Regions from separate parts of the Homo sapiens genome. Here regions 2, 3, 4, 5 and 6 are each linked to region 1. A link is a contact called in ENCODE Hi-C or POLR2A ChIA-PET data. All regions are on one chromosome and are shown on one strand. The core of a region is the stretch at or near the end of the contact, and the rest is flanking DNA. Distances in the headings are between cores, read along the strand shown. Region 1 has its middle 29 kb from the start of HSD17B3-AS1. Region 2 overlaps ERCC6L2-AS1 (ERCC6L2 antisense RNA 1). Region 3 overlaps LOC105376161 (a long non-coding RNA gene). Region 4 holds the start of PRXL2C (peroxiredoxin like 2C). Region 5 overlaps ERCC6L2 (ERCC excision repair 6 like 2). Region 6 overlaps ERCC6L2-AS1 (ERCC6L2 antisense RNA 1).

Region 1 (3,004 bases), core at 76-2,575:
GGCAGTGACCCCGGTGGCCCGGCCCTTAGGGCGTGCGAGTTGACCGTGCCCCTTCTCCAGGACGCGCGGCCGGCGGCTGGGTTTTCGAACGCGCGGCTGTGAACGGCTCCTTGGCGAGGAGGCACAGCCTCCGCAGGCCGGAAGCCACGCGCCCACCAAAGGCACGAGGAGCAGGGCGGAGAGTACTGCGGGTCAGACGAGCGAGGCCCTCGGGGAGGCGCCCAGAGGAGCGGGGCAGCGCGGCCGCAGCGCGGGTCGGGTCCGCGGACGCTGTTCAGGCCCCACTGTGGGGCTGCTGCCCCTGGGCTGCCCTCCGGCTCGGTGGAGCGCGGGAGTGGGGGTGGGGGCGCCTCTGCTGCTTCCACCCCAGAAACCCGGGTCAGCGTTGGGAGCTGCACTGGGCGGCAGCGGAGAACATTAGAAGGGACAGTGTTTGGGTTAAAATCTAACCCTCGGTCGGGCGTGGTGGCTGAAGCCTATCCAACCACTTTGGGAGGCCGAAGCGGGAGGATCACGAGGTCAAGAAATCGAGACCAGCCCGGCCAACATGGTGAAACCTCATCTCTATTAAAAATACAAAAATTAGCCAGGCGTGGTGGTGAGCGCCTGTAGTCCCAGCTACTCGGGAGGCTGAGGCAGGAGACCCGCTTGAACCCAGGAGGTGGAGGTTGCAGTGAGCCAAGATCGAGCCACTGCACTCCAGCCTGGCGACAGAGCGAGACTCTGTCAAAAAAAAAAAAAAAAATCTATCCCTCATGATCTTGCTTTCTGTGCGTGTGTCTTTGCGTCAGGGGCAGGGAAAGCCTGTAGAGCACACATTGCCTAGTGAGGTCTTTACAACACAGGCTTTAATTATTTTCCTCCTTTCGCAGCTGAGAACAGAGAATTTAAGCAACTTGCCCAGAGTTCCAGAGCCAGACCTTAAAGGTAGGGCTTGTGACTCCGCATTAGGAACGTTCTCCTCCCCTGGATGGACCCGATGCCCCCGCACTAATAATCTTGAGCCGGAATTCAGCAACGCAGTGGTGACATTCAACCTTCCGCCTCACGGAGGCGGTGCCGGCGGGGCAGGGGATGGCCGCCAGGGGGCAGTGTGGCTCCGTGCCTCCGCGCCCGCTCCCGGACCCGCGCCCTGCCCCCACCGGCGCTGAGCCCGCCGGCGCTGAGCCCTCCAGCCCTGCTCCGCGTTCTTAGCAGCGTCGCCAGGCGTGGAAGAGGTTGGACTCAGGGCTACGTCTTCCAGTAGTTAAAAAACGGGGGGCCGAGGCCCCCACAGTTAAAGTGGGCGAGAGAGCAGCTTCCAGCATCTATGGCGATGATGGCCTTTTTTTGCCCAGATGCAACCAGGTCTGCCAGTCGGCCAGCTCGCACGGAGGGGCCCACCTCCAGCCCTGGCCTCAAGAGGGACCAGGCACAAACCTTACCTTGACAATGTTTCCAGCAACACTTCGCTGGGACAACTAGTCAGTGTGGTCAACCAGGCTAGGACAACTAGTCAGTGTGGTCACCCTTGTGGCCGTTCTTACGGGGAATTTGGTTATTATGGGGAACTTGGTGAGACTTGGGTGTAAGCCAGTAGTTGCATTAGTTGTTTTTGTAGCTTATCTTGTTTTAGTAGCAGTGATAGTGAGATTTTGCTTGTTTTTTTTTTTTTTTTTTTTTTTTCTTCTGGACTGATCCAAACGGAATGCTGAAGTTCTGTCTCCATCCGGAAGACCTGGGCTGTGGCCTCCCGGCGTCTCTGGGCAGGGGCATCTGCAGGTCCCCACTCTGGTGGGCACCCTGCTGCGAGTCTGCTCATACCCAGGGTGGATGCACCAGCTGCAGCTTTCAGCTGAAAAGAAACACGCTCTGCTCTGGCTTATGTCTGGCTGAGCTCTGGAAGGGCGGGCCCCTCTCAGCGAGCTGGGGGGCCCGCGTAGACGAAGATGACCCGCAGGCCTTATCAGCACTTATCTTTCAGTAAAGCCTGAGAGGCCAGCTTTGTGTCTGGGACCCTGGGAGCTCAGGAGGGCAGCTCGGCTTTTGTTCCTTGTTCTTCTCCAGCTGTTGGGAACTTTGCTGACAGCAAGAATCTACTCCATGGATTCACAGCACAGGCTATGACCAGAGACATATTTTTGTCCTAAAACATTTTTTTTTCTGATTATAAAGTTAATGGCCATTTTTCTTTTCTAACTTTTTATTTTGAAATAATTTGAAGCTTCTAAAAGCAGTTTAAAAATTATGCAAAGAGTTCACATGCACCCTTCACCCACATTGATGCCCTATAAATGCCTTGGTTTATATTTCCCCTCAAAATAACCACAGGCTTGTGACTGAATCAGGAAATTAACATTGATATAGTTGTGTTATCCTCCACAGACCCTCATCATATTTCCCCGAGGCCCATGAATGGGCCTTTGCTGAATCACACCTTGGGTTAGTTATTGCGTCTCTTTAGTCTCCTCTAATCTGGAACACTTTCTCAGATTTTCTTCATTTTTTCATGACTTGGACAATTTTTGAGCATATGGACCAGTTATCTTGTAGGAAGTCCCTGAACTTGGGCTTGTCTGACGTTCCCTCAGGATCAGACTGTTCGGAATCCCAGGGGCGGTGCTGGGTTCTTCCTGGTGCACCCCCCACCCCTGCCTCTGCCAGGGAGCAGCCGTTCCTGGAGATGTCACCTTTATCACTTGGTTAGGTGATGTCTGCTGTGTTCTCCACTGTAAAGTGATTATACCTTGTGGGGGGATACTTGCAGACTTTGTGATTATCTTATTTCTGAAACATTTTAGAGAATTTGAAAAGTATAGTCAAGAAGGGCAAAGAATCCCTCCTGGCTCCCCGCCTGCAGATAAGCACTGTCTCCATGCTGACTCCGTGCTCTTCTTCTTTTCCCTGGAGTCTCTGCTCTCTTTGGGATCCTCTAACCCTGCTGGAAGGACGTGTTCCTGTGGCTGATAAGCCTCACGCGACCTCTCCCATCCCCTGTCCCATTCCTCTGGGGGTGCTGTGGAGA
Region 2 (2,817 bases), core at 142-2,641, 400 kb after region 1:
CTGAATATGTTTTCATCTTGTGGTCTTTGGTTCTCCTAGGATGCAGTGGAAGAAAATTAGGACACTGATAAAATTTTAAGAGGCATAGAGCCCCCGCGATATTTGAGCAGTGAAAACGCATGGTCATTAGCACAGGTTTCACCATGAGGCTCCCGGGAGGACTCCTGCTTACGCCTCCAGGCTCACACCTCCCTCCATCCCTCCCAGCCTTTGTTTCAAGAACGTCCACTCATTTGTAAACTGTATATTTTGTTGCTCTGTGTCTCCAAAACCCGAGCATATTGCCTGGAGCACAGAAGGCATACAGTAGATATTTGTGGCATAGGTAACTGAATTAATAAAAACTTAGCCATTCAATATAGATTGGATCCAATTTATTTTTTTTTTTCTGATTTCTTTGTATCATAGAGGCTAGGACTGCTGTGGTGGAAAGTAATCATAATAGCTAAATATGTAAGGAGCATGGTTTTCTTGGATAGTTAGAACATGCCCCGCTTTGTCGGACTAGTCTAATGGAGAACTCCAGGGCCATGAGGCTCACTCCCTGAAGAGCAGCAATGTGGGAGGAACTCAGCACTCGGAACCCCGTTGATTATTACCAGGAGTGGAGAAGCTCACTCACATTCTGCCATGTTTGAACACCTGTGTAGCAGGTGGCAAAACAATCAGCTCATACATCATTTTCCAAATCTTGAGCCCTACCCAAATTATATTCCCACAGGATAAAATATTGGTCGTATTTCCTAGGGGCTTCACGCCTGGAGAATAGGAAAGCCCAGGTCCTTTGCTGCCAGCTGGGACAAGCTCTGACGGGTGCCTTATCCTCTTGAGGTCCCTGCAAGATCAGGCTGGCGCCACCCCACGGGTCGCAGCCTGAGATAACCCCTGGTGTGGCTCTTCTCCTCCTCATCATCCTGCTTCCCTCACTCCTGCCCAGCCTTCCCTGGCGCACTTCCTTAGTAAACACCTCCTACCTCCTCTGTCCTCACCTTACAGATTTGTTTCTGGGGAACCTGACCTTACCCACATGCTTACTCTGAGGGACACAAAGCTGTGTGAGGCGCAGTAACAACCCCCAAGGAGCTTTCAATCCAGTTGAACTTGGCTTGAATTGCATCTGTGCTTCTTACAGGAGGGTGGGCCTTCAATAGAGCTAGACAGAGCCTGATGACACAGGCGTTTGGGAATCTTGAGGACAAACCTGTTTTTATAAAAATCTGCCTGCCTCGTGCATGGCAGCAGGTTTGACTCTGGCCTTGCTTCACTAAATTAAGCAAAAACAAGCATTATCAAATGTTTAGATTTCCTGGAGTCTCTGGCTTCAAGTAGCTTGATGATTCATTTCTGACAACCTCATAAAACCAACCTCTAGCCACGTCCAGGCTTAAGCTTTGTGGTGGTGGAGTGGGTTTTCCCTGTTGTATTTTTAACCTAAGAACAGAAGCAATGCTAGCCACACTGATAAAAACAAGTGAAGAGTTAACTTTCAAGATGACCACAGTCAGATGGTAGCGTGGAAGCCACCAGAGCCACTTAATCTTCCCAGATGATGGATCACTGCAGTACCTAAGTCTCTCATGTGGATTTCTGCCACAGTCCTCTGCACACACTCACTAAAGGGATTTGCAGTTCATGGGTCCAACACAGCAGCATGACCATTGGTTGGGCAGGGCCAAAGGCCCTCGAGGCAGAAGGGTTACCAGGAGAGTCACGCAGCCTTTACCGTCGGGATTTGTGAAGACAGTCACAGTTGGCGACAAGGGTTTTCAGAGTTCTTGGTGTTACTTCACCACCCTCCCCTGCTCTGAGCCCACTCTTTCCTCCCCTGTCCTCGTTCTTAGCTCCTGCTGTTGCCTCCTTTTAGCTCTCACACATTCTCCCTTCTTCCGGTTCTGCCCCAGATATTCTCCCAAGCTCTGTCCAAAAAATCACCAGTTTACCCCTTGAAATTATTTCTCAAGAACTATTTTCCCCCAAGAAGTTGCAAGCTGCTGCATCCCACCTTGGTGAGCTGAGAGCCTGGAGATCAAGACCTGGGCGAGCGGCCAGACCCCTCCTGGCTTCATGCTCAAGTCTTTTTTCAGACGCCCTGAGATCAAGAACAAGGGCACATTCTTAGTTCATGGCCTTTTACAAAATGCTACAGATAATGGAATTTAGATGATGCAACCATTTTACTTGGAGTAGAATGTGTTTTTAGCTGAGGGGGTTTTCAGGGGAAACACATTATTTAGGTTTAGAGGGTATCATGCTTGTCAAAAGCAATTAAATGGGACATAGAGCCCTCAAAGAAATGTTCAAATATAATCTGGACATGGTTTGGGTATCTGAATAAATGTAAACTTGACCAAGCCTTCTTGTTTAAGAAATATAGCCTAAAACATACTACTCTTGATAAAAATTGAAGTTACTAAAATGTTCTGATTTAACGTTGCTTCCACCGGCTAGTTGTTGCTTTATAAATGTCATTTGCCATGTAATTCCAAATGACTTTACAGACTACAGAGCATGGGATTATTGTGTCAAAAGGAGGCTTTCATGATCTCACATAAGCCAGAAAGACTTTATTTAAACTTACGTAGGAAGATGTATTGGTTGTTTGGCCCAAGAAGGTCTTATTTGAATGACAGCATTTAGGGGACCACATGACATTTCTATAAAACTAGACTAGAGTTGATAACAGATGAAGGATTAATTTGTTGTTTTTGTAGTCAATATAGTCCCAAACCATGGATATATTGCTTAGATCCACTTATACCATCAAGCCAGCCCAAGACAAAATTACTACTCTAGTTGTCTAGCATAACCAACTACTCC
Region 3 (2,925 bases), core at 98-2,597, 450 kb after region 1:
ATTGGCCAAGCCAGAACACAAAGCTCTGTCAGTCTGTCTGCAATGCTACCTGCATCCTTAACCCTTGTGGTAACTGTGATGGTTTAAGGCAAAAACAAGTAAGTAAAGAGCGCAGCGTAGCCCTTACTATTCATGCTTGCTGCACTGAGAAGCCTTCCAAAAGCCTGAGCCCTTAAAAGAATATGTGGGGCCCGTAGGGCTGATCATGCAGGGACCACCTTTTGCCAACCGAGAATGAATAACCCAGATATCCAGCTTTCTTGATATCTGCAAGTCTAGAAGCACTTTATACTGCTTTCAAATTATTTGTTAAAGCACAATAATTCACATTGTGTAGCATTTTACGGTGACTAAATGTTCTGACGAACATCAGCCTAATCACAGAACTGTCTTGTAAGGTAGTTGGGCTGTCGTATTATTCTTCCTGTTCTCCAGAGGAGGACACTGAGGCCCACAAAGCTTGTGACTCTGCTGGGCAGAGGCCGAACAGGGCCCGCCCTTCCTTCACACTACGCTTGTCTTGGTTAGCATGTTACCTTTCCTTTGTCCCTCACCCACCCTCTTCCGCAAAGCAAGCTATGGGGAAATTATGATAGATTAGCCTTTACAGAGGGAAAACCAAATAATGCTAGGTTCCAAAATATTATTTTGAAAAGTTTTTTAAAGGCATCCAGTCCTGTTAGCTAAGAAAGCTGTAAAAAAAATAAACCACAAGAGTTTAGTGGTTTGAATTCAGCTGAGGCTGGGAAAAATGCCATCGATGGCTTTTACTTCGGTGGCCAAGCTGCCTACATTTTTCTAGCAACTTCGGGAGTTGGCCAATATTCACATCTGAAAAACCATCTTGGGCCCTGAGAAACCTCCTGCTTGCCCAGCTCCACAGACAGAAAGACTGTGATGGGGCCCAAAACAGGATTGGCTGAGATCAAGGTCGCGGAAGCTGGCAGAGCAGGTGGGCTGCACGTTGTGACGCCAGCGGGGACCCACACCGGGCACCCACAGGATGAGGGTTTCAGCGGGTGCCAGTCCCACGCCCAACACCCTGTCCTTTATTCCTCTCTCTTCAAACCGGCTGGATCTCGAGCCCACTCACCTGAACGCTGAACTTTTTAGTTGAAAATTTACCAGATACGAACAGGGAGTTTTTGTACTGGGTGTTTATTTCCTGGACCATGGGTACTGCCGGTCGGGGATGGGAAGAGGATGACAAAGCAGCAAACAAAAAGATTTTACAGCCGCCCACCTGCCGAGGACTCCAGCGAAAGCTTGAGTTGCTGAGGATTACTGAGAGGCCGGGGGCTGCCATCGGAGCTAGCAGCCGGAGGGCAGAGAGAGTGGAGTGCTCAGTGCAGCGGGCGGAGGCTGGGAAGAGCTGTCCCGGGCTGTTTTCAGGAGCAGCTGCTCAGCTTCAGCGGCCTCTTCCCTGGGCTGACAGGGCCACAGGCATCGAAAACCCGGCCTAGCCCAACCTCTGCCGGCCAAACAGCCCTCATAAAACCACAGACTCCTTTTAAAAAGCAATAAAAGGAGCCATGCCCAGAACACCAGATCAGGGCAGGACATGGGGTGAAGATGTCTGAGGCAGAGAACTGGGGGAAACAGTTCCAGGAACCTGCGTCTGTGTGCGTGGTGGTGGTGGCGGGGGGCATGGTGTGTGTGTGTGTGTGTGTGTGTGTGTGTGTGTAGAGAGAGAGAGAGAGTTCTTCTTGTAGGGGGAAACCAAGTGAGATGATAGACTCTGGTGAATGGCAGACAATAATTCCACTGTCTCCTGCCCCTCCTGTGGCCTAGTGTCCAGCCCAGGTACACGGGCCCTGCAAAGCGCCCCCTCCTCCCAGCCCCTCCCCTCCTGCCTTCCTGGCCCTGAATGCCCGGGACCACTCAGGCCTTCATCCATACTTGCAAACGGCAGCAGCCACCTCTTGTTTCCCGGCACTGTCGGAGAAGGCTGGGACACTCTGGACAGTCTTTTGGGCACCTTCCAAAACTATGTGTGCAAAAAGAAACAGGGCTTTTAAAAGAGACCTTTAAGAATGAGGGCTCCCTCACCTTCCCTGAATAGGAACAGACTAAGAAATCTCTTCTGCAGCTTCTTTGGGTTTCTCTTTGGAGAGATGTGTTTCCCCTGGCTGTCTGTCGGCAGGAGGGAGGTTTGGAAAGCCTGCAGGATAAGCAACAGTGGGAACACTGCGCATTCACCCGCAGGAGGCCACCCACGGAGACTGCGGGGAACACACACACACTCACACACACAAATACGCGCAAACACAAAGAAACCTCCATTCAGCCCATCTCTCAACATGAAGCAAACGCATGGCAAACATTGCAAAATCTCGGTTTTGCTGGGGAGGCCGCCGGGCCTTTAGATGGGTATTAACGCAATTGGTAGACATTAACCCGTTGTGTGCCGCCTGCTGGTTTATTCTCCAGCTGAGAATGAAGGGAGAAGCTGGGTTTTAAGAAAGTCTCAGAAGCAAACGATGTCATGGCGAACACTGTATACAATTCAGGGAGAGAAGCAGCACACCAAACTGAGTATTTGAATAATACTAAAATAAAGTTAATATCACATTTTTAATGATTCCAATTGCAACACTGATTATTCAATATTAATCCCAACTTTAATAGAAGTATAAGATGCTACCAAGAAAGACACTAAATTGCAGTTGTGGAATTATTAGCTCGGGGCTTCTCAAACTTGAACAGGCACACAACCCTCTGGGGGTCTGGGAAAAACACAGATTCGGATTCCGAGGTCTGCAGCGGGGGCACTCCTAACAAGCGCCCAGGTGGTGATGACGCTGAGACTAGCAAGGTGTGGGTAAATTTTTTTCTTCTTTATAGTATAGCTTTTGGTATCTTACAATCTTCTGTAATGACCATGTTACTACTTAGGCAATCATGAAAATATTTTCCTTTTGAAGA
Region 4 (2,964 bases), core at 154-2,653, 440 kb before region 1:
TTGGTGACATCTGGCAAACTGCCTGTTGTGAGTGCTATTCATCAGCCTGCACTTTGGTCATGCATTTATTTCCAAAAACTCATAAAGCTCCTGGCCAGGCCCAGTGGCTCATGCCTGTAACCCCAGGACTTTGGGAGACCACGGCAAGAGGATTGCTTGAGCCCAGGAGTTCAAAACCAGCCTGGGCAACATAGGGAGACCCTTGTGTCTACAAAAACAAATCTAAAAAAAAATTTGCCAGGCATGGTGGTGCATGCCTGTGATCACAGCTACTTGGGAGGCTGAGGCAGGAGGACTGCTTGAGCTCAGGAGGTGGAGGCTGCAGTGAGCCATGATCGTGCCAATGCTCCAGCCTGGGCGACAGAGCGACACCCTGTCTCAGAAAGAAACTATCTTGACTTAGAAACAGATCTATGCTTAAAATTTTGTAAACACGCTGCAGAGCTTCTCAAACAGAGCACTTAATGTGTGCTCAATAAAGTATAAAATCTTCACACAGGTGAAAGCCAGAGGATGCAGCATCCCCCTTTCCTGCACTTTGTGGCAGAGTCACATCAGTCACATAGACCTGCCTAGCACTCCGCCCCAGAAATATTCTTCAGCTCAACAAAGGCCATAGATAAAGGATGTACTTTCTGAACCCCAAATCCATACACAAGAGTGAGTAAACTTATGAAGACAAAGAGCCTGAATGTTATCTGGTCCTGCTCTGGAAATCTTGGACACACAGTTAGCACCCATGAGAAACCCCAGAGAAAGATGAACCTCTAAATCCAGGGCCAGTTTGGTCTCACAAAGGCTGAGATCCCCAGATTTCCCTATGCCTGCCTACCCACCCCAGGAGAAACTGAATTGGAAGTGTGGGATTTCTACAAAACAGCTGCTAAGTCATCTAACTTCATCATCCTCATCCCACCCAGCTCACCTTTTATTTCTTTATTTTTATTATTTATTTTTTTAAAAAACGGAGATGGCGTTGCCCTCTGTTACCTACCCAGGCTGGTCTCGAACTCCTGGCCTCAAGTGATCTTCCCGCCTCGGCCTCCCAAGTCGCTAGGATTACAGGCCCGGCCTGTGTGTTTACAAAACGTGGGCCTGGCCCTAGCCCACCTTTTACACATACACCCATTAGTTCTCGAATAGGTGAGAACATCCGCTCAGGTGGCCATGGAGGGCGCGGGCGGCTTTCTTCCTCAATAATGCTTGCTCGCCGTGGACGGACCTTACTTTCTCTCTCTGTCCCCTACCCTGAGAGCTGAGTCAGAACCGCCCGTGGGGTTCACTCCGACAGCTCCCAGGCCCGCGCCGCGCCGCGGAAACCGTGACTTGCCAGGCCCCACCTCTGCACGCCCCGCCCCGCCCCCCGCGCCCAACCTCTGCGCGCCCCGCCCCGGTCCGCGCTGACAGAGCGGACCCAGGCCCTCGGCCGCCCCGCGTCATGGCCGCGCCGGCCCCGGTCACGCGGCAGGTTAGCGGCGCCGCCGCCCTGGTCCCGGCCCCGAGCGGCCCCGACAGCGGGCAGCCCCTGGCGGCCGCCGTGGCCGAGCTGCCGGTGCTGGACGCCCGCGGGCAGCGGGTACCGTTCGGCGCGCTGTTCCGGGAGCGCCGCGCCGTGGTGGTGTTCGTGCGGGTGAGCGGGCGGCGGGGCTGGAAGGGAAGCGCGGCCCAGGGTCCCGGGCAGGCTGCCGGGATGCGAGCCGCGCCTCCTGCTTCTTAGGACGGAAACGGGAAGGCAGCCTGCCCAGTCGCGGCCGCTTCCCAACTAGGGCGGGGCAGGGAGAGGGCGAGGGCGAGGCCCGCTTCCCACGCGCCGGGCGCCCGAGCCGCCGGTCCCGGCCCCGCGGGCGTCGCCTTTGCTCGCGTCACGCACGGCGAAGTACAGGGATCCTTCGGGGCCCGAGGGTGCTGCTTTACTAACTTGCCCTTTCTGCCGTTTTGGCTTTCAGCATTTCCTGTGTTACATCTGCAAGGAATACGTAGAGGATCTGGCCAAAATCCCCAGGAGTTTCTTACAAGTGAGTTTCCCAGCGTGGGCGGCCCAGTGCCCGCTTCTGCAGACCTTGCGAGCGGGGCGGGGGAGGACGCGGCTCCAGCGCGGAACTTGCAGCCTGGATTGCCCCTCCCCGCAGCTCTCTCCACCCTCGCCCCTCCAAAAGGAGTGAGACGTCAGAGATCTATTTCTGCCCTAACTCATTGGGTGCTGCCTGGTGGTAAACGTACTAACAATTGTGGTGTTGCCTGGTAACCTAGTGCCTGTTCTCAAATGTTGACTGATAATGCCCTAAAACAAATGCTGGAAATGGTTATTTTCTTCCCTTTATTTTTTGTTACACTCCAAATAGCTGCTCATTATGGGAAAATACTAATATATCGTAAAGGTGCAAATGTTTATGTTAATAGGCTGCAAGTTCCATGTCCCTAGGACAAACCACATAGTTGTTTTTCTTGAGGCACAGATAGGTTTGTGCCCAAGTGAGCTTTTTGAGGAAAGGCATTGAGCAGCCTTTATAAAACAGATGTTCTTTCAGCAGACCTTGTCAATCAGGATGTGAAAAAATAACATTGATTAAATAACTGTGCGGCCGGGCACGGTGGCTCACGCCTGTAATCCCAGCACTTTGGGAGGCCGAGGAGGGCGGATCACGAGGTCAGGAGATCGAGACCATCCTGGTTAACACGGTGAAACCCTGACTCTACTAAAAATACCAAAAATTACCCGGGCTTGGTGGCGGGCGCCTGTAGGCCCAGCTACTCGGGAGGCTGAGGCAGGAGAATGGCGTGAACCCGGGAGGCGGAGGTTGCAGTGAGCCGAAATTGCACCACTGCACTCCAGCCTGGGCGACAGAGTAAGACTCCGTCTAAAAAAGAAAAAAAAAAAACTGTGCTACAGAGTTTTTAAAAAAGAATGTCTTTGGGGAGAATATAGAGAATTATTTACTATATCATTTTGAAAACAATGTTTTG
Region 5 (2,756 bases), core at 8-2,507, 320 kb after region 1:
GGGAAGAAATATTTTCAAAATATATAATGAACAAAAAATTAGATTCCAGGATATATCGTTAAGGACTATTAATCAAGGACTATGATTAAAAACGAGAATTAGATTTAAAAATAGCTTTTAAACATCTGAAATGCTACAGCTTCACTCATTAAGAAATGTAAATCAAAGCAAGATAAAAATTTTAAATCTCTCAGGTAGTCATAAATTTATGTTTGCTAATACCTAGTGCAAACGAAAAGGTGGAAACAGACATTCTTATACATCACTCGTGGGGATATGGGGTAATTTAACTCCAGTTATCAAAAAGTAATCCCCTAAATCCAGCTCTACCTGCTATCCAATTCCAGTACTAAGAATTTATCCTACAGTTATTATTGCAAAAGTTGTGCATAAGGATGCTCACGGTAGCATCATGTGCAACATAATCCTCTTGGTACATATGAAGAACTAAAAAAATAGTGTATAGTAAATAAAATAATTATAAAATATTTTTGTTAAATTGTCATTGAAATTGCTTCCGATGCTGGTGTTGTGATTGCTACAAAAATCCTCCTCTTTTGCATTAATTATGAATTTTACTTAGAATCTCTAAAGCTTCATCATGCAAGATAGTAATATTTTATAATAAATTTATTATGATTCATAAAAATTGAATTTCAATCAAAACTTAGCCTACATCTAAAGAACCATTCCAAAAATCAATGTTTAAAATGTAGAGCTTGTGTCTTTTCCTTTAAGAATTTATTCTTGGCACAAAACATTCATGCATTCTTATTCAGATGATTTATTCACACTTGAAAAGTTTTTAAATGTATATGAGATGTATCGTATCACACACACATACCTTAGACCCACCACTCCTTAATTTGTAACATTCAGTTCATTAAAGGGCTTTCTTCAACAAGCTTCAACATTAATTTTTCAGAATTCAATTGTAATTCTGGCATTAGCATAATAAATACAAAAGAAATGATTTCTTCTCCATTTCATAAACTGTCTTTTTAAAACATACATTGTTTTAAATGAACCAATACAAATTTATCTTTTAAAACTTTCAAAGTTATAATTTTTGTTTGTATTTACTTCTGGGAAATACTGTAGAATGTCACTGGTGATGCCATTAAAAACTCTAAATTCCAGTTCAAATGACTAACTCAACACGTTTGTATTGATGCCAATGAAACAAAAGAACAAACATAATAAATCCATAATAGTGGCAGAATGCCTGGAAGGGCAGTACCAGCAGGTCAGAACAGTGCAGGAGCAGATGAGAACTGGCACACCTGAAGAACTGAGCAATCCGCCCTACACCTCTGAAAGCAAAAACTCCCCCTGCCCTCCCCCGCTAAAAAATTTACTTTTCCTAGAAGGAACCTAAAAACAACAACAAGCAAAACAAAACTCAACAAAACAGCTAAGGTAGTTGGAAAGACTAAGTCAAGAAAAATAATGGCCAAGTAATTTTAAGAAGGAAAAGTTACACCAGTCATCAAAGAAACTGATTCTAGCATCAGTATGCAACTTTCCCTGCATAAAGCACTGTATATATATTTTCTAAAGCAAAACTTATTTGGAAGAATTCTATGGTGAGTGTTAGGGCTCATGGAAATTTCCAAATTTCATCAATTAAAAAAGTCCTTAATACTTCCAAACAATTAAAAAAAAAATCCTTTCCAAGGAAAAAAATCGGGTTGACACTGAACTCTCATCTGCAATATGGAGTGACAGAAGATGTTTTGTCATTATAAAAGAAAATTTTGAACTTAAAATTCCATAGGCAGATAAGCCTATGGATAATCAAGTGTGAGAGCAATATACAAACACATAAAATTTACTGAAGAATTTTTTTTTTTTTTTCTGAGACAGAGTACCACTCTGTCACCCAAGCTGGAGTGCAGTGGCACAGTCATGGCTCACTGCAGCCTCAACCTCCTGAGCTCAAGTGATCCTACTACCTCAGCCTCCTGAGTAGCTGGGACTACAGGCACAAGCCACCACACCTGGCCTCTGAAGAATTAACTGAAGACGTTAAGAAAAAGTTGGTATGAACACAAAGAGAAATAAAAAAATTTAACGTTTTTCTTTCCAGATCCAACTGTTCAGACAAGAAGAAAATAACACTATTAAACATTTTAACAATGCAATTAACAAACATGATTAAATAGAAATATATAAAACCATGTGACCATGATTACAAAGAATGCACAATATAAGCAACATTTTAAAACAACAGAGACTACACAATGCACTACATCAAAGCATAAAAACTGATCCATGGATGTAATCACAAAGAAAAAAATATCAAGGCTGTTATCTGATGCAACAAAACTAGAATTGTCAAAAAGGGTTCAGCCCTCCCATCATCCTGAGCCCCAACAATAGCTATTCACTTGGAAATTTTTTAATTTCTCTTTCAAATAGTACTTGGGTAAAAGAGAATAAAAATTAGGGCCACAGATAATTTAGAAAAGACTAACGAAAAAACTACATATTAAAAACTATAGAACACAGACAAAGGAGTACTGAAAGGAACTTTTTTTTTTTTTGAGACAGGGTCTTCTCTGTTGCCCAGGCTGGAGTGCATTGGCATGATCACGGCTCACTGCAGCCTAGAACTCCTGGGCTCATGCGATTCTCTCACCTCAGCCTCCCCAGTAGCTGAGACCACAGACACACACTACCACACCTGGCTAATTGTTTTATTTTTTTATTTTCTGTAAAGACAGGGTATTCTTATGGTGCGCAGGCCGGTCTCA
Region 6 (3,079 bases), core at 386-2,885, 360 kb after region 1:
GAACAAAGTCTAATAAGATACAGTAGACTATATTATTATATTTTGCAAGAGTATGTATACACGTGTTAGACTTCAAACTCAGAGCAGTTGTCTATGGAAAGGGGAATGGGAGAGGGAACGGTAACAGAATGAGGTGAAAAAGGAATAAATATCTAAATTAAGTGTTTTGCTTCAACTCTAATGATCAGGTGATATGAACTGAGGAATATGATTAGTTCAACTCTGGCACTGAGGTCATTTGAAAATATTGATAACATATAATATCTGTATTTGATGAATGTGCAGTGTAAATGAGGAAGATGACACAAGATTTACTTTATAGTAAAAACATGCTGAGTAATATAAGTCAAGTAAATGTAGGTGTGATCAGAGATTAGTGTAATCAGAAAGAAGGCATTCTGGAAGAGATAAGCTTTTAGCTGGCATTGAAGAATAGTTATATTTAGATGTGTCAGTTAGATAAAATATTATTCTACACAAGGTAAACTTTGAGAAAAGTCAGAAAATGGAAAAAGTTCATGTCAAGTGTGAAAAACCAGTGATTAAGTTTTGCTGGAGTATTTGCGCCTGAAGGGGATTAGTGAGAGAAAGGGTTCCTGGAAGATTTTAAAGGTGAGGCTAGAGAGTCCAGTTATTCCAAGGCAGTAGAGATCCACTGAAGACTTTATAGCAGGAGAGTGACATCCCAAGGACACAGGGGTCATTGCTGATGCTCCCAAAGTGCCTGCTGATCTGAGCTGCCAGGGTCATTTGATTAGTATCAATGACTTCAGGGACTCATCTAGAGTTCTCACATTTCCTTGTACTTCATTTGACTGAAGAATAAAGGACTTAGAAAATTGGAGCCCTAAGAAACAGTGAAAATAAGTCTGGGAAAATCCCTGGAGCCTAAAATTAAGCTCTGCCTGTTCTTGGTTTCTTGTTGCTCTCTGGCAACTTCATTAAGTTTCTATTCCTCTTTCCACTCCAACATATTGCAGCCCTTTGATGCCTTTAGATTAGCAAGTTCAACACCTTCTTTGGACTGTAGGTATGAAGACCCAGTTTTGAGCTAGGCTGACATTGGACAAGCTGCAAGGCCAGCAGTTCCTGCATCAGGTCAGCACAGGGAAGTAGGTATTAAAGAGCTGAGCCAGAGCCCTGGGTGCCAGGGCTGGGAAGAAGGCTGGTCTGGCAATCTCAGAATGGCATGGTATTGATAGGTGAGAGCAAACACTCATGATTATGGAGGTCTAACTTGAAGTTGCCAGGTTGTCGTGACCTACAGACTTAGTCTCATTGTTCTTTAAACTTAGTTTGAAAATTTAGAAAGCAACAGAATGAAAAAAGTTCCGCTTAGTTATCTTGCCTTCTCTTGTCACTCAGGTGAGAATGTGAATGCAACTGGACTCTTTTTCTCCTTGCCCAGTTCCTACACGTAAAGATTCCTTTACCAGGAACAGCCCTTAAGTCTTTCATGTCAGTTGTTTAATTCTCTGGAAACTGACCTCTGTTTCCCCATATCCTTCTTGCCTAACTTGTAGATTTCCTGGAGTTTGTCTCCCTGCAGCTGAAATTCTGGCAGCCAATAGGGGACTCAGCCTCACCCCAGTCTCTAGAATCAAACCAGGTATTAATAGGAGGGATTAAGTTGCTGTGACTCAACGCTTAGGCACTCTAGCAGCAAAGATGCTTGATGTTGTCCAGCCCTGATCTTGGGCCCCAGTTTTCACAACAGGCTTCTATCTTGCTCCAATCTGCTCTTTACACAGCTGCAAAAGCCCCTGCCTTGGCAACGTTCCTGGTAACAAGATCCCTCTGGGGAATGGCTCAGCCTTGGTCTTCCACTCCTCCTCCCCCCCATCACTTCTGCTGCCCCTCATATACTGAAGCCTTGCCCTTGAACACTGTCTTCTTGATATTTACACGTTGTGCTCAGTATGATGCTTGGGTCACAGACGATTAGTAAAGACATGAACTATGTTCATCATTCCTAGGGGGAAGGGGAAGGGCCAGGGTTCACTAAAAGGGTGTCATTCATTGCTGATGTCCTAGAAACTGCAAACTGCCAATTTGAGTTTAGGAAACACCTATTATTCTACCTTGATTGTATCTAAAAATGGGGTGAGAAGGAAAGTGGTTTAGTGAACTCCACCCTCAGGAATAAATGCAGAGGGCAACACCTCAGTGAAGTGTGGTGGTCTGCAATGTATATTTCAGACATCTGCCATTCCATGTCCTAGGTATGTACCTCTACCCTGCCCTTGGAATAGGAAAGTAGTCCTTGTATTCAAGCCAAATTGATATTAGGAGATCCACATATGATCTTATCAGGGACACTACAGTCTGTACTCTCTTTCTTTGCTGCCTTTCAGGGAACATATACCAGACCTAGAACACTGATGACTATTCAGGAAAGGTATGGAAGAGTGGGCACAAGGTGGGACCCTGACTATTTTCTGGAGTCACCACCAGCTGGGACCCAGTTCTGCTGACTGTTGTAGTCCTGTTGTAACAATTGCTTTCATGTTTGCTAAAATAAATAAATATCAATGTGTTTAACCAATAATGATAACCACTTTGCTTTTTGGCAAATCCTAAAGAGATAAAACTAATTCATATAATTTAGCGGGGAGAGAAAAAGGCACACACAAAAGTCTCATCCTCCTAGATCCATTTACCATCTTGAAAGGGACAAGTAACAGATAACTTGTTAATTATGGAAGGATTCTATAACCTTACTCACTTCTACCAGATTGGTTACTTCATTATCCTATTTCTTTTCAGAGATCAGGAATAAGATCCTTAAATTTTTTAGGTTTCTGTGCTTATCTACAGATGTAGAAGAAAATGCAAAATGAGGGAGATTATGCAGTGGTATGAAACAAAATCTGAAGGGATAGAAAGGATGGCTGAGTTGCTGGAGAGGAAAGAAAGCTGAGTTCCTGGGGCCTGCTTTGAAGATGAAAGGAAGGCACCAGGAGATAAACTGGGCCAGAGATAGGTCTTGTGAGGCTTTGCAGTTAAAAAACCTGCAGATGGTTTTTGGATGGGATCAAATATCAGAAAGGCAGATAAGCCACAAACCCAAATTAGTTTC

Evidence for each region. Hi-C counts contacts between places; a loop is a spot of excess contacts on that map. ChIA-PET counts read pairs that join two places held with the same protein, here RNA polymerase II (POLR2A). Pooled maps may share reads with other maps.
Region 2: a map of GM12878 shows a loop between it and region 1 (2.6-fold over the local background). The contact joins two enhancer-like sites. A Hi-C loop is called at or near these places in 2 of 168 maps with a recorded cell type or tissue (GM12878 and naive thymus-derived CD4-positive, alpha-beta T cell), 20 of 37 single-sample maps with no recorded cell type and 15 of 50 pooled maps. POLR2A ChIA-PET finds 5 or more read pairs at or near these places in 3 of 52 experiments (Caco-2, OCI-LY7 and activated CD8-positive, alpha-beta memory T cell).
Region 3: a loop to region 1 is called in a map of sigmoid colon, with 4 times the contacts of the local background. The contact joins two enhancer-like sites. A Hi-C loop is called at or near these places in 2 of 168 maps with a recorded cell type or tissue (sigmoid colon and transverse colon) and 7 of 50 pooled maps. POLR2A ChIA-PET finds 5 or more read pairs at or near these places in 3 of 52 experiments (AG04450, activated CD4-positive, alpha-beta T cell and naive thymus-derived CD8-positive, alpha-beta T cell).
Region 4: a loop to region 1 is called in a pooled map, with 4 times the contacts of the local background. The contact joins the promoter of PRXL2C here to the enhancer-like site in region 1. A Hi-C loop is called at or near these places in 2 of 168 maps with a recorded cell type or tissue (PC-9 and tibial artery) and 5 of 50 pooled maps.
Region 5: a map with no recorded cell type shows a loop between it and region 1 (2.4-fold over the local background). The contact joins two enhancer-like sites. A Hi-C loop is called at or near these places in 1 of 37 single-sample maps with no recorded cell type and 2 of 50 pooled maps. POLR2A ChIA-PET finds 5 or more read pairs at or near these places in 2 of 52 experiments (T-cell and activated CD4-positive, alpha-beta T cell).
Region 6: a pooled map shows a loop between it and region 1 (3-fold over the local background). The contact joins two enhancer-like sites. A Hi-C loop is called at or near these places in 2 of 37 single-sample maps with no recorded cell type and 2 of 50 pooled maps.

What each region holds. Positions count from the first base shown.
Region 1 is chr9:96,216,417-96,219,420 of GRCh38, reverse strand. No RefSeq gene overlaps it. Among named protein-coding and RNA genes, the nearest start is that of HSD17B3-AS1, 29 kb to the left of the region's middle. RefSeq lists a silencer at 973-1,182 and an enhancer at 1,193-1,412. Within about 2 kb of position 1,325, at least 19 of the 41 ENCODE cell types and tissues checked have a DNase peak (open chromatin) inside an H3K27ac peak, as active enhancers do; they include sigmoid colon, tibial artery and transverse colon, where a contact is called at or near this core.
Region 2 is chr9:95,821,550-95,824,366 of GRCh38, reverse strand. All of the region lies in intron 2 of ERCC6L2-AS1 (ERCC6L2 antisense RNA 1), which reads left to right. Among named protein-coding and RNA genes, the nearest start is that of ERCC6L2, 53 kb to the left of the region's middle. RefSeq lists an enhancer at 1,074-1,283. Within about 2 kb of position 1,391, at least 3 of the 41 ENCODE cell types and tissues checked have a DNase peak (open chromatin) inside an H3K27ac peak, as active enhancers do.
Region 3 is chr9:95,771,061-95,773,985 of GRCh38, reverse strand. The region is part of intron 2 of LOC105376161 (a long non-coding RNA gene); the gene reads right to left. Among named protein-coding and RNA genes, the nearest start is that of ERCC6L2, 100 kb to the left of the region's middle. RefSeq lists enhancers at 435-1,392, 1,314-1,483. Within about 2 kb of position 1,347, at least 11 of the 41 ENCODE cell types and tissues checked have a DNase peak (open chromatin) inside an H3K27ac peak, as active enhancers do; they include sigmoid colon and transverse colon, where a contact is called at or near this core.
Region 4 is chr9:96,653,756-96,656,719 of GRCh38, reverse strand. It overlaps PRXL2C (peroxiredoxin like 2C), which reads left to right and starts at 1,403. Exons shown (of 6, transcript NM_153698.2): 1 at 1,403-1,630; 2 at 1,947-2,015. The coding sequence starts at 1,439. RefSeq lists silencers at 1,315-1,404, 1,445-1,654, 1,795-1,864.
Region 5 is chr9:95,900,177-95,902,932 of GRCh38, reverse strand. The region is part of intron 3 of ERCC6L2 (ERCC excision repair 6 like 2); the gene reads right to left. Among named protein-coding and RNA genes, the nearest start is that of ERCC6L2-AS1, 26 kb to the right of the region's middle. Within about 2 kb of position 1,257, at least 2 of the 41 ENCODE cell types and tissues checked have a DNase peak (open chromatin) inside an H3K27ac peak, as active enhancers do.
Region 6 is chr9:95,855,951-95,859,029 of GRCh38, reverse strand. All of the region lies in intron 1 of ERCC6L2-AS1 (ERCC6L2 antisense RNA 1), which reads left to right. Among named protein-coding and RNA genes, the nearest start is that of ERCC6L2, 18 kb to the left of the region's middle. Within about 2 kb of position 1,635, at least 3 of the 41 ENCODE cell types and tissues checked have a DNase peak (open chromatin) inside an H3K27ac peak, as active enhancers do.